Linked DNA regions of Homo sapiens: region 1 is linked to region 2. A link is a contact called in ENCODE Hi-C or POLR2A ChIA-PET data. All regions are on one chromosome and are shown on one strand. Each heading gives the region's core, a stretch centred on a gene start or an enhancer-like site at or near the end of the contact. The rest is flanking DNA. Distances are from core to core; before and after follow the strand shown.

Region 1 (6,311 bases), core at 1,148-3,647, 180 kb after region 2:
ATTCCAGCACTTTGGGAGGTCGACGCAGGCAGATCGCTTGAGGTCAGGAATTTGAGACCAGCCTGGCCAACATAGTGAAACCCTGTCTCTAATAAAAATACAAAAATTAGCCAGGTGTGGTGGCACATGCCTGTAATCCCAGCTACTGGGGAGTCTGAGGCAGGAGAATCATGTAAACCTGGGAGGCAGAGGTTGCAGTGAGCCGAGATCATGCCGCTGGACTCCAGCCTGGATGACAGAGTGACACTGTCTCAAAAAAAAAAAAAGAAAAGATAAGAAGTTGAAAAACATTTCTTCCTCTTCAATTTTCTAAGAGTTTTGTAAAATTGATATTTCTTCCTTAAATGTTTAATTGTGTATGTCTGCTGGTGATTAATTCTTTCAGCTTTCATATGTTTGAAAGTAGTTTTTATTTTTACCTTATTTTTGAAAGATATTTTACTAGGTATACAATACTAGGTTTACAGAGTTTTTCTTTCACTTAGTGCTCAGTGCTTTTTTTAGGTGTTGCACCATTGTCTTTTCACTTGCATTGTTTCCTATGAGAAGTCTGCTATCACCCTTACATGTGTTCCTCTGTAGATAAATGTACTGCTTTGAAAATTTTCTCTTATCACTGGCTTTGAGTATTTTTATTATGATGTATCTTGGTGTAGTTTTCTTCATAATTTTTGTGCTTGAGATTCATTGAACTTTCTGGATTGTAGTTTTACAGTTTTCATCAAATCGGGGGGAATATTTTGACCATTATTCATCAGATATTTTTCTATTTCCCCCCTTCTTTAGGATCCCCTATTATATTAAAAACTTGAAGTTGTGCCACAGCTCACTGATGCTTTTTTCATGTTTTAAACTTATTTTTTCTATATTTTTTATTTTGAATGTTTTTTATTGCTTATGTCCTCCAGTTCATTAATCTTTTTAAAAAATGTCAAATCTACTGTTAATCCCCTCATCCCATTCAGTGTGTTTTTCATCTCACACATTGTAGTTTTCATCTCTAGAAGTCTAATTTTAAAAATTTATGTTCCATGTCTTTCTTAACTTTTTGAACATATTGAATACAGTTATGGTAATTGCTTCAAGGTCCTTGTTTGCTTATTCTAGGATCTGTGTCAGTCCTGGATTGGTCATTAAGTGTCATTTCTTACTAAGAAGACCAGGCTTCCTTGGAAAAATGAATAATTACAGATTTGGGACAAGAAATGTCCAAGAAGATCCTGGGGCATCTTTCAGTGTCAGAAAAAAGGAAGTCATCAAAGACCTCTTGCTCCTGAGTTTTCATTTTTGCCAGGCCTTTTCTCTTAAGAGATAAAACTCTCTCTTAAGAGAGAGTTCATGCTAATATTTCCAATTCAAGTTTAACATTATAAGGCCTCTGTTTGAATTCTTTGATTTTATACTCATACCTCTTTTCCTGTGCTGTTTAAATAGATATGCATATAAGAATATGTGAAGTGAAATGGCATGATGTCTAGGATTCAATGTAAAAACTTCAGCAAAGATAAAAATACAAACAATAAAGATAAAATGTTGCAAGATTTTGGTAATGAATCTAGGTGACAGGTATTTGGAGGTGTCATATAGTATTCTATGTGAGTGCTTGAAATTTTTTAATTTAATTTTTTAAAAAGAGAGATAGAGATTGAGAGAGGCAGATCCTCTTGCCTAATAAGATTGGCAACTTCATACTTTCTCACTCCCCTTTCCCCACCCAGGCTGTTGCAACATTGGCTTGTGCTTACATTTTGGTGTTCAGATCCATCTTCATTTTTTTCCCTAGGGATATTTCTTACTTTCTTGGAATTCAAATAATGAATTTAAAAGAATATTACAGGTTTTTAACATTTCTAGATGTTTTGTAGTAGGAAAGATTTTAGGTAATCTAATCCACGCTATTTCGGGAAATGGAGGTTTTTAGCTGTACTTTTAAAATAGATTTAATTGTTTCTTAATATACAAGATGCAATCTATAAAGTGGCCATCTCATCTTACAAATACATATTATTGGTGCCCAAAAAGTATAAATGAATGAAAGTAATCCTTATCCTCACTCTTAGAAACAATATAATTCAAAGTGTGTTTCCTACCTTCCAGGTATTGTTATAATAATTTATGTATATAGAGGCTAACATAGTAATGTTTTCAATGGGTGGGAGCATTACAAAGCTTTTTGTTTGAATTTTGCCTACAGAGCAGTGGGTGTACAGCACTTAGCCAAGTAATGAAAAACATCATTTTAAACTGCACAGAGGCCAACAGGTTACAAAGCATTATCTCATTTAATCTTCACAGTGACCTTACAGCACAGCAGGTATTGTCATTCTACATTCACAGATGGAGAGACTGAAGCCCAGGAGGTGAAGCAATACAGCATGACTCACACTAAATGCCAGTGCCAGGACTTGAGCCTCAAGGTTACGCCACCCCACAGCATTTGTCCTCCAAAAGGCCAGGCTATCTTCTCACAATGGCTGTCAGTGTGTTCATTTTCAAAACCTAAACTAGCTAAGTCTTAACAGATGAAAACAAAAAAAAAAATTAACTGAGAAGAAAGGCACCCACAGCTTCAAAATCCAAAGAAGAAAGTAGACCCTTTTGTTTTAGATCAAGGGAAACCAAAAAACAAAAGCGGTGAGACAGAATAATCCCTGAAGGAAAACAGTGACCTTCTCCAGGTTTAGGAAGATGGTCAAACCCGCATGCCCCTCCATGCTTCTAGGAAAACGTACTACACATATTCTTCAGGCAGATGCGAACGCTCCGAAGGGGCGCCCCTCTGCAGCTGGCTGACCAGCCCTCCTCTGCTCTGTCGTTTTCATCCAAACATTTAGATCTGTGGCCGGGTAGATATTAGTGGCTGGGTCAAAAAGACAGTTCTGGTGTGAAATATTTATACTTAATTGGCCTCTGTGTCTGTCTGTGTAGTTTTGCCAAGCATTTTAATAGTTTTCCTTGAGTATTCTTTATTCTTTTTTGGAAAGAATGCTATTCAGGGTAAGAATGGGGGGGGGAGTAGGGGACACAGCACAAAAGGTTGTCTCCTCTGAAGGCTTTGGGCACTCTTCCCAAAACAGATGCAGAAGGCAACACTGGCCTCTGCCTTGAAAATAATGTGGGATATTTATCTTGAAGTTCACCATTGTTATTCTTTGCTTCTTAGCCTTTCTGATTTGAATTCCAGTTTAGTCTTGATTTTGTAGAATAATCAAAGTAATGAATTGGAGGAAAATTATAATTTCTAGTATACAATAGGATGAGATAGAGTGTAACTTTTCATTTGCAATTTAATTTTTATTGTATCTTATTTATTTACTTATTTATTTGTAGAGACGGTCTTGCTCTGTTGCCCAGGCTGGGGTGCAAGTGGCACAATCATAGCTCACTGCACCCTTGACCTCCTGGGCTCAATCAATCCCCCTGCCTCAACCTCCTGAGTAGCCAGGACTGGAGGCTCATACTACCATGCCCAGCAAAGACAGGGTCTTGCTCTGTTGCCCAAGGTGGTCTCAAACTCCTGGCCTCAAACAGTCCTCCTACCTTGGCCTCTCAGAGTGTTGGGATTACAGGCGTGAACCACTGCACTTGGTCTGCAATTTAACTTTTAAATAAGGCATTTATTTGAATAATTCTTATCCAGTATTTTAAAAATATATTTTTATCATTAAATGGTAGTATATACATTTGTCATTAAAAAGTACAAAGTATTAAAAAATATAAAGGGAACAAAAATCACCCACAATTCTACCATGCTGAAAAAAAGATTATTAAGTGTATCCTTTTCCAATGTTTTCTATACATTTTAATTTCTCTTAAAAATTTGAATTTTATTATATATATATATAATATTTCTTCACCTTGTTATTGTGAAAATTATATAGCAAGTGTTTCTCTGTTATTGCCATTCTTGTAAACATAGTTTTTAACAATCTTCATGTTATTCCAAACTATAGATGGTCACAATTTATTGGGAGAGTCCGTTATTTAATTTTTTTCCTTTTGGTGTATTAACAAAACCGTCATGTGCATTCTGTAGTTATATCTTTGTCTGAATCTTTGATTATGTCTCTACCACACTTTCCTAGAAGAGAAATTAAAAAAACAAAGGATCAGCACAATTTTAAGGTTCTCATTAAATATTTTAATTTTTTTTTCCAAAAACAAACTCCCAAGTTACACTGCCACAAGTTGTGGATGGGAGGGCTGGATTTCCTGAACCCTTCCCAGCATTGCTCGAGTTTCTTGGTTCCTCCGCTAGAGAAGAGGAGCCCCAGAGCTCTGTAGGCTCCAGGTAAGGTTGACCCTCCCCGTCGTCCACCCCTCTCCCACAGGGTTGATGCAGGGCAGTGCTCCGTGTGTTTCCCCATGTGTTTCTTCCACACATCCATGAGCAGGAGCAAGGAGGAATGGCAGAGATCTGAGTGCTTCTGGAAAGGCCCTCATAACTCCCCCTTCCCAGCACCCCAAACCTCTGGCCAACAATCCATCACTGCAATCTGCCTTATTGACCCACAGAACCACTCCCATCTCACCCTTCACCACAAACTCCCAGATTATCTCACCTCACCCAGACACATTCCCACACAACACATCCAACCTGGATGCACCGTCTACTCCTCCCCACTTTTGAAGACTTCTAGTCAGTCATCAGCTGAATCCCCTATATCCTCAACCTCCTACTTGGTCACTCCTCTCAACTTCTTGCTCTAATTAGAACTTGGCTCTCCCCTGATGACACCATGTTCCCTGCAGCGTTTTAACATCATAGCTCATTTTTCTCCACATATCTTGAATTACTTGATCTGGAGTGGTGGATGTATGCTTCCTCTTCCCCATCGATGCTTCCAAACCATTCTCCCTCCACCCTCTCTAAATACCCCTAACTTTGAAACTCCTGTTGCAGAACATGGGCTACCCCTCCTGGCTTCAATCATCTACTTCTCCCTGTGACACCTCTCTTCATTTATTAAGGATTTCAGTGTATGGCTCACGTTCCCTGTCTCTAACACAACTCATGTCATAATTCTTGGTGACATCAATACCCACATTGAGTCTTCACTTGTTCCCTCTCTGGACTCCCAGTTCCTTGCCCTCTTCTCCAATGCTGTTGCTCTCCACCCCACCACTGACTCCACCCCACACAGCTACCTACTCGCAGGGTTCCACCTTTGGTGTTATCATTCCCAGTAGTTGCATCTCCTCCATAATCTCAACGTCAAGCCTCCCGTTCTCCAGGCACTACCTCTTCTCTTTTTAACTCACTCCCCAATACTCCAACCATTCTTTGTCTCCAGTAGGATGATCCCCAACAATCCATTGGTTCTACCCTATGCCCCTGCCCCAAACCTTGGAGTCACTCTTGATTCTTCCCTGCTATGCTCTATAAATCTATTTGGCTCTCCTTTGTATATACAGATGAAGTGACCACTTCTTAGCACCTCCACAATTGACACCTCGTCTGTCACCACCTCTCTGCCTGGGTGACTACAGTGGTGGCCCCCTCCCTGCCCTCCAAGTGCCCACGCTTGCCCCTACAGTCTGTTCCCAACACAGCAGCCAGAGAGACCATCTTGCAATGTAAGTTAGATCATGTCTCACCTCTGCTCAAAACCCCTAAGTGGATTCTCATTCAGAGTAAAAGCCAAAATTGTTTCTGTTCATTTGTTTTTAATTAACGGACTTAATTTCTTAGAGCAAAAGACTAAAGTTTTTGCAGTGCGTACAAGGCCCTGTGGGATGATTCCTCCCCGTCCACCCACTCCTCCAACCTCACCTTCTACCTGTCTACACCTTGCTCACTCCCCTGCAGCTTCATCCCATCCTGGATATTACTTGAAGACATCAAACCTGATCCTGCTCGGGGTCTTTGCTTGTTCCTCTAACTGGAAGCTTCAGCCCTCCATCTTTCACTTCCTCAGGTCTCTGCTCAAATGCCATCTTATGAGAGACGCCTTCAAAAACCCTCCATAAAAAGTAGCAACCATCACCGCCAGCCCCGCATCCCTGTCTCCCAACCGCCAGCCCCGCATCCCTATCTCCCAACCGCCAGCCCCACATCCCTATCTCTCTTACTCTGCTTGCCTGTTTCCTCTTTCTTTTTTTTCTGTCTTTCCTTTCTTTCTTTCCTTCTTTCTGTCTTTCCTTTTTCTTCTTTCTTCCTTCCCTCCCTCTTTCACTTTCTTTTTCTCTCTTTTGTCTTTCTCTTTCCTTCCTTCTTTCTTCCTATCTTTCCTTCTTTTTTTCTCCTTCCTTCCCTCTCTTCTTCCTTCCTTTCCTTTTTCCTTTCTTCTCTTTCTCCTTCCGTCCTTCCT
Region 2 (6,696 bases), core at 1,121-3,620:
AGTATTGGGATTACAGGCATGAGCCACTGCCTCTGACCAGATAGTGTCTTCTTGAATGGGGAAAATACCAGCACTTCTGGCAGTTAAGAAGTCCAGTTCTTCAACTCACTAAGCTGCCTTCTGGAGCCCGAACCAGGAATGCAGTGATAAAGAGATGCAGGCTGGAAAAGTTTGAACAACCTGGCCCCAGATTCCCCATCTGTGAAGGGGCACTGAGGCTAGGTCGTACTTGGGCAATTTTTGTGCTGCCCTTAGCTCATGAGCCCCTTCACCAAAGCTAGGTGACCTCTGAGTCCCTTCATATTAGACCAGAGATCCCAATCGTGGGGCATTGCAGCCCCATCATGTGTGGGTTGTGGGCCTCCCATGCTCCTAAAAGCCCAGTGCAATCAAAATAGCTAATGATTATTAAAAACTTTTTGGATTGCAGATGACTGACAGGTATATTCCCACATAAGCTAGTTATTATTATCTTGTTTATACAGTCAAGACATTTGAAGTCCAGAAATGTGACCGATTCACACAGCTAGAATGGAACTTCAACCCAGGCCCCTTACACTCCAAGTTCAAGGCTTTTTCCATCGTGATATGCTATTTTAAAATCCGAGTGGATTAAAATTAAATTTTTTTTTTTTTTTTTTTAGACGGAGTCTCGCTCTGTCGCCCAGGCTGGAGTGCGGTGGTGCGATCTCGGCTTACTGCAAGCTCCACCTCCCAGGTTCATGCCATTCTCCTGCCTCAGCCTCCTGAGTAGCTGGGACAACAGGCTAAAATTAAAATTTTAACTTGACTAGTGTGGAGAATTTTGTGTAACTCTTTGAGCTGTTTAGCAAAATCTACATAGCCCACCTTGCTGGTTGTGGGGACACTGGCATCTCTTGCATGGAAACCTGGCTGGTTTTAACCTTTTCTGCTATTGCAGATGGGGAAAGTGAAGTGGCTCCTATTGACTTTCTGCTGCCGCTTCCAGGTCTGACTTGCACACAGGGCCATGATGCCTGGTGCTTCCTCGGCTCTTCCAGTTGTTTATGTTCAGCCGAGGGCAGTGGATCCCAAAAATAGCAGGCTCTGGCTCGAAGTTCTACCTACATAACTTCTGGGAGCCAAGCCCTCTCTCTCCCTGGCAGGAATGGGTCCTGGGAACATGCAGAGATTCTCCCTGGTGGCATATGGTTTTCCATGGTGGCCGTGACTCAGGAACTCACTGCCATGCTGCCTGACTCTCTACTCTGCCTTTGGGCTCCTGTCTTGCTGGTGTAGGCTGACTTTGATGTGACCTCGAGATTAGCCACCGCCACACTGAGGTCTCTCTTCCTGTCTTCGTGTTGCTGACCTCATCTCGTCCAGCCTCCAACCCCATCTGATGAAGGAAGGGGGCAAGTATGACAGCTGTGCCCCAAGTATAATAGCTCACAACCCGCTACCAAATACAATGTCTTTCCCCACTCAATTCTTATTCTTCCTTCAGGGTTACAATTCCAAATTTCACTCATGCTATTTTTTTTTTTTTTTTTTTTGTAAGACGGAGTCTCACTCTGTCACCCAGGCTGGAGTGCAGTGGAGCGATCTTGGCTCACTAGAACATCAGCCTACTGGGTTCAAGCAATTCTCCTGTCTCAGCCTCCCAAGTAGCTGGGACTACAGGCGTCTGCCACCACACCCTGCTAATTTTTGTATTTTTAGTAGAGACAGGGTTTCACCATGTTGGCCAGGCTGGTCTCGAACTCCTGACCTCAGGTGATCCACCCACCTCGGCCTCCCAAAGTGTTGGGATTACAGGCGTGAGCCACCCCGCCCAGCCTCTTGCTATTTCTTTCAATGCTCCCTGTGCCTTGACAGAGATCCAGGGATTGTGTTGAAGACAATATGTGTAAAAGTAACCAGCATTGCACCCTAAATTGTCCTTCCCCTCTGACAATTGGCCACCATCTCTGTATTAAGCACAAGCACCTCAACAGGCCCTCCGCTGAGGATGCAGGTGAGGACGGGCTGGATGTGCCTTTTATCCCCTCTTTGTGGTGTTACTTGCTCTATTGCAGAATCGAGCATTGGCCCCATTATTCCTGAATGAGTCAGAAGTCTCCGCCCCTCTGCTGAACAGGCCGATGTGTCCCTTGACACACACGTGATAATGGTGCAGTTAAAAAAACAAACCCATAGAGATATGGAAGTGCAGATGTGTAGACGCCCCATGGTTTTTGGTGACACAAACGTCAGCTGTAGCTCAGGGACGTCCTCCTGATAGAACTCGCCATTGTGGCAGGCAACCTCTGAGATGAACTCAGATAGTCTTGCCTGCTGACACCCATGCTCTTGTGTAGTCTCTTCCCACGCTGAATAGGGCTGACTGTGTGACCAATAGGATATTCTAGAGATGACCGACTATGACCTCTGAGGCTGGGTTATAGAAGAAGTGGTGCTTCTGGCTGGGTGAGGTGACTCACACCTTATTCCAGCACTTTGGGAGGCCGAGGCGTGTGGAACACTTGAGGTTAGCAGTTTGAGACCAGCCTGGCCAACATGGTGAAACCCTGTCTCTACTAAAACTATGAAAATTAGCCAGGCGTGGTGGTGAGTGCCTATAAGTCCGGCTACTCGGGAGGGTGAGGCAGGAGAATTGCTTGAACCTGGATGACAGAGGTTGCAGTGAGGCAAGATCATGCCACTTCACTCCAGCCTGGGCAAAAGAGCGAAACTCCATCTCAAAAAAAGAAAAAAATAATAATAAGAAGAAGAAACGGTGCTTCCCTCCTTGTTCTCTTGGAACACTTACTCTGGGGGATGCTAGCGCCACCTCATGAGGACATTGAAGAAACCATACAAACAGGCCCATGCAGCGAGGGCTAATGGTCCCCAACAGTCAGCATTGACTTGTAGGCTGTGTGACCATGGGGACATCTCAGAAGCAGATCTTCCAACCCCAGTCATGCCTTCAGGTGACAGTAGCCTTGGCTGACATCCGAACTATAGCCTGTGCCAGAACCATCCAGTGAAGTCACTCCCAGATTCCTGACCCACAAAGACTATGACATAAGAAATGCTCACATTTTGAGTGCTAAGTTTTGGGCTAATTTGTTACACAGCCACTGATAACTGATACACCCATGGCAAGGACACAGGGACTTCTGACTCAGTCTGGATTCTCAGTCTGACTTGCCTGTGTTTCCAGCTAATGTTGAGTCCTATCCACCGAGCCTCCCAGTACTGCTTCTGGCGACATGCAGCTGCACTGAGGCATTTGAGACCTGGTGTTTCTACTATCTGGATCACTGAAGGAACCTTGGATGCTTTTTTCTAAGCCTGGTAAAGCCATGCAGCAGATCAGCAGGAGGGCACACATTAGCCCACGGGCTGCCTGAGCCCTGGCCTGCAGCTACTCACCTCCTCCTCCTCCTGGGGCTTCACTCCTGTGCTCATTCCATCAGCTATGAGAGTTCAGCTTGACACACAGAGCCTGGTCTCACAGTCACTTATGAGGGGCCATGAGTTCCAGGGTTTCAAACCAGAGAAGATGGGGCTGATATATTTTGTCCATCAGAAACAGCAGAGTCCCACCATGCTAGAAAGACTGTTAGGAGGGTATAGTGAGCCTGGCATGGAGCAGGCACTGAATTGTTTGGTGACTGAGGGGGACTTGGTCTTGCATCCTCCATCACGCTGCTCAGAGAGACGTGGGGCAGAGGTTGTGCTGTGTGTGTGTGTGTGTGTGTGTGTGTGTGTGTTTGTTTGTTTGTTTCTTTCTTTTTATTTTATTTTATTTTTGAAACGAGTTTCACTCTTGTTGCCCAGGGTGGAATGCAATGGTGCGATCTCGGCTCACTGCAACCTCCACCTCCTGGGTTCAAGTGATTCTCCTGCCTTAGCCTCCCGAGTAGCTGGGACTACAGGCATGTGCCACCACGCCCGGCTAATTTTGTATTTTTAGTAGAGTTGGGGTTTCACCATGTTGGTCGGGCTGGTCTCGAACTTCTGACCTCAGGTGATCCGCCCTCCTGGGCCTCCCAAAGTGCTGGGATTACAGACGTGAGCCACCATGCCTGGCTTATTTATTTTTATAGAGATAGGATCTTGCTTTGTTGCCCAGGCTGGAGAGCAGTGGCATGATCATGGTTTACTACAGCCCCAAACTCCTGAGGGGGTGATCCTCCTGACTCAGCCTCCTAAGTAGCTTGGATTACAGGAATGTGCCGCTATGCCCAGCTAATCATTTATTTAGAGATGGGGTCCCATCGTGTTGCCCAGGCTGGTCTTGAACTCCTGGCCTCAACTGATCCTGCTGCTTTGGCCTCCTAAAGTGCTGGGATTACAGGTGTGAGCCCCTTGCCCAGCCTGCACTGTTTTCTGGAGCTCACACTTTCAGAAAGAAATAGGAACACTGGAGTGGAAGAATGGGCGTGGATGAAGAGATTGATGGGGACTTCCAACTCATGCAAGCAAGTGCAGCATTTGGCAGGGGAGGCTCACAGCACATCCCACTTCTGCAAGTCACCAGTGGGTCTTTTCTTGCCACAGGGATCCATCTAGGGGTCCAAGGTATGAAGTGAGTGGGAGGGACTTACAGAGAGACACACGTCAGCTCTGCCTGGAGAAGGATGTCATGGATCTCAGTGGCACACCCAGGTCTCAGAGAGGCAATGAGTTGCTTGTCACAGGAGTTGTTTATTCCCAGCCAGGTGGCTGGGATGGGAGTCTCAGGAGATGAGAGGACTATACTGTTTTTTTCCTGGAGAGGTACATTTCTCTAGTCTGTGGATCAGGCTCCTAAAAGTCCTGCGGAGGCTGCAATTCTGCTGCTTCCCTGCCATGGACTGCCAAATGGGCTGGGTGAAGGAAGGTCCTATTCTCAATGGCATTTCCAGGACCTCTCTGTGTGTGTGATCTGGCTACTTTAGACAGCAATGGTATATTTGCCTTGGCTGATGGGAGTCCCTCATCCCTTGAGCAGTTTTGTGGAGAGCAGGAGAAATGTATCACAGTGTCTTGACGCTCCTGAAAAGCGTATGAGTCACTAGTACCAGGGAACCTGGCGTCCTTTTCTCAGTCATTGAGCTTGCGAGCCAGATCCGAATCATCTTTCCTTCTGCAGTCCTTAATTATGGGGGAAAAAAATGGACTTGTAGAAACCAGTCCTGTGTTTCTGGATGTGGAAGGACTCTGAGCTTTCTCTTGGGCAGAGGGGTTGGAAGGGGACAGGGCACAGAGGGCAAGGGCTCTGCATGATGCCCAGGGGAGTAGAGTCCAGCCTCCAGCCTCTTGTCTCCCAGAGCCCTCCCTGGTGGTCAGTGTTGTGGCCTTGAGCCCCCAGTAGGCCAGTGCTCACTTGGATCCTGCAGCCCAGGCTGGGGCTGGGGATGAAATCTGTGGCCTCCATCAATCATAGCAAATGCATTGTCCCCAGTCGATGACAAAAGGCCAGGAACTGGAACCTCCCCAGACCGACTCAGCTAGTTCACTTGGCTAGAGCCCAGGCTGGTGGGAACCGGATGTTTTGTGGAGGATTGGCGTCTCTCTCCCTGCCTGTGCCCCACGCCGCTCAGTGCTTTCCCTTGGAGTCCTCAACCGTGGAACCGGTGCATTCTTTCCTGGGCAGCTGCTCTGCTCACTTCCAACATGTTGTGCTCTGAGCTCATAAAATCAGAGGAATCAAAGGCAGAAGCTGCAAGCGCTCAGGCCTGCGGGGACCGGCGGCTTTGGAAACTCCAGTTTGCTTTCTTCTTTCCATGTGTGGCAGATGTGCCTGTCTCATCTTGTAGCGCCTTGGCCAGCTTTTGCTTTTCCGCAGAGGAAGGTAAAGCAAAGCTGTGGCCAGAGACCCCTGAGGCTGGAAAAACGTTTAAAGCCCGAGGGGGAGGGCTGCCCTCCCAATGCAGATAAAGGAATGAAACAATAGAGCAGTTGTCCATTTGGAATCCTGGGAAAAGCTCAAAATACGACAGGGAGGTCAGATCAGGCTGGACCCATCTGTAGCACTGAGGGCTGGAGGGGGAATGTTCTGGGCTTGGAAGGCTTCTCTTTCCCCTCTGGTCTCATGAGCCTACTGTCTTATTAATGAATTTGGTTTGCCTAGAGGTCCTGACTCAGTGGCCAGTTTGGTTCCAAAGCAGGTAGTGGCCCCTCTTGAAAAACAGCTGCCCACCTGTTGACCTCATCTTTTAAAAACATGCAGGACATCCATCCACGTGAGAGATCCCTGTGGGTCTCATGGGCCATCCCTGGCTGCCCCTTCATTCTTGACCCTGCCCCATCCCTCCGGGGTCACATTTGGATCTGGGAGAAATATTTGGCAAATGTGAAAATGATAGGTTTAGCAAGAGCCTGAGGAACTGGTAGGGAAAGACTTGTTTCGTTCACGTTTACTTTTTGAACAGATAATTCATTTTCTTGGTTCACAAATCAAAACTATAAAAACCATGACTTCTACCCTTGCTCCCATTAACCCCAACCCAAGTAACCACTTATATTAATTTCTTGGGTGTCTTTATGATATACAAACAAATGTGTGTGTATAACTTTGTACATATATATTTTTTCTTTTTCTTTCCCCCTTTCACAGAAAGGAACTGCAGCGGCCTTTGAGAGAATGAAAAAATACTCAATCTCACTTAGGTTCAGAGACATGCAAATTAAAACTATAATAAAATACCCATGTGGCAAGGCTGACAGAAGTTAGCATTCTGTGCAAACTGGTTTGGACTT

Evidence for each region. Hi-C counts contacts between places; a loop is a spot of excess contacts on that map. ChIA-PET counts read pairs that join two places held with the same protein, here RNA polymerase II (POLR2A). Pooled maps may share reads with other maps.
Region 1: a pooled map shows a loop between it and region 2 (2.0-fold over the local background). The contact joins two enhancer-like sites. A Hi-C loop is called at or near these places in 3 of 50 pooled maps. POLR2A ChIA-PET finds 5 or more read pairs at or near these places in 3 of 52 experiments (Caco-2, H1 and activated T-cell).

Annotation. Positions count from the first base shown.
Region 1 is chr1:234,680,462-234,686,772 of GRCh38, reverse strand. It overlaps LOC105373209 (a long non-coding RNA gene), which reads right to left. Exons shown (of 3, transcript NR_188651.1): 2 at 5,848-5,962; 3 at 3,592-4,081. LOC105373208 (a long non-coding RNA gene) reads left to right here. Exons shown (of 3, transcript XR_949287.4): 2 at 4,174-4,291. Among named protein-coding and RNA genes, the nearest start is that of LINC01132, 40 kb to the left of the region's middle. Within about 2 kb of position 2,397, at least 15 of the 41 ENCODE cell types and tissues checked have a DNase peak (open chromatin) inside an H3K27ac peak, as active enhancers do.
Region 2 is chr1:234,862,010-234,868,705 of GRCh38, reverse strand. All of the region lies in intron 2 of LOC107985365 (a long non-coding RNA gene), which reads left to right. Among named protein-coding and RNA genes, the nearest start is that of LINC02971, 92 kb to the left of the region's middle. Within about 2 kb of position 2,370, at least 13 of the 41 ENCODE cell types and tissues checked have a DNase peak (open chromatin) inside an H3K27ac peak, as active enhancers do.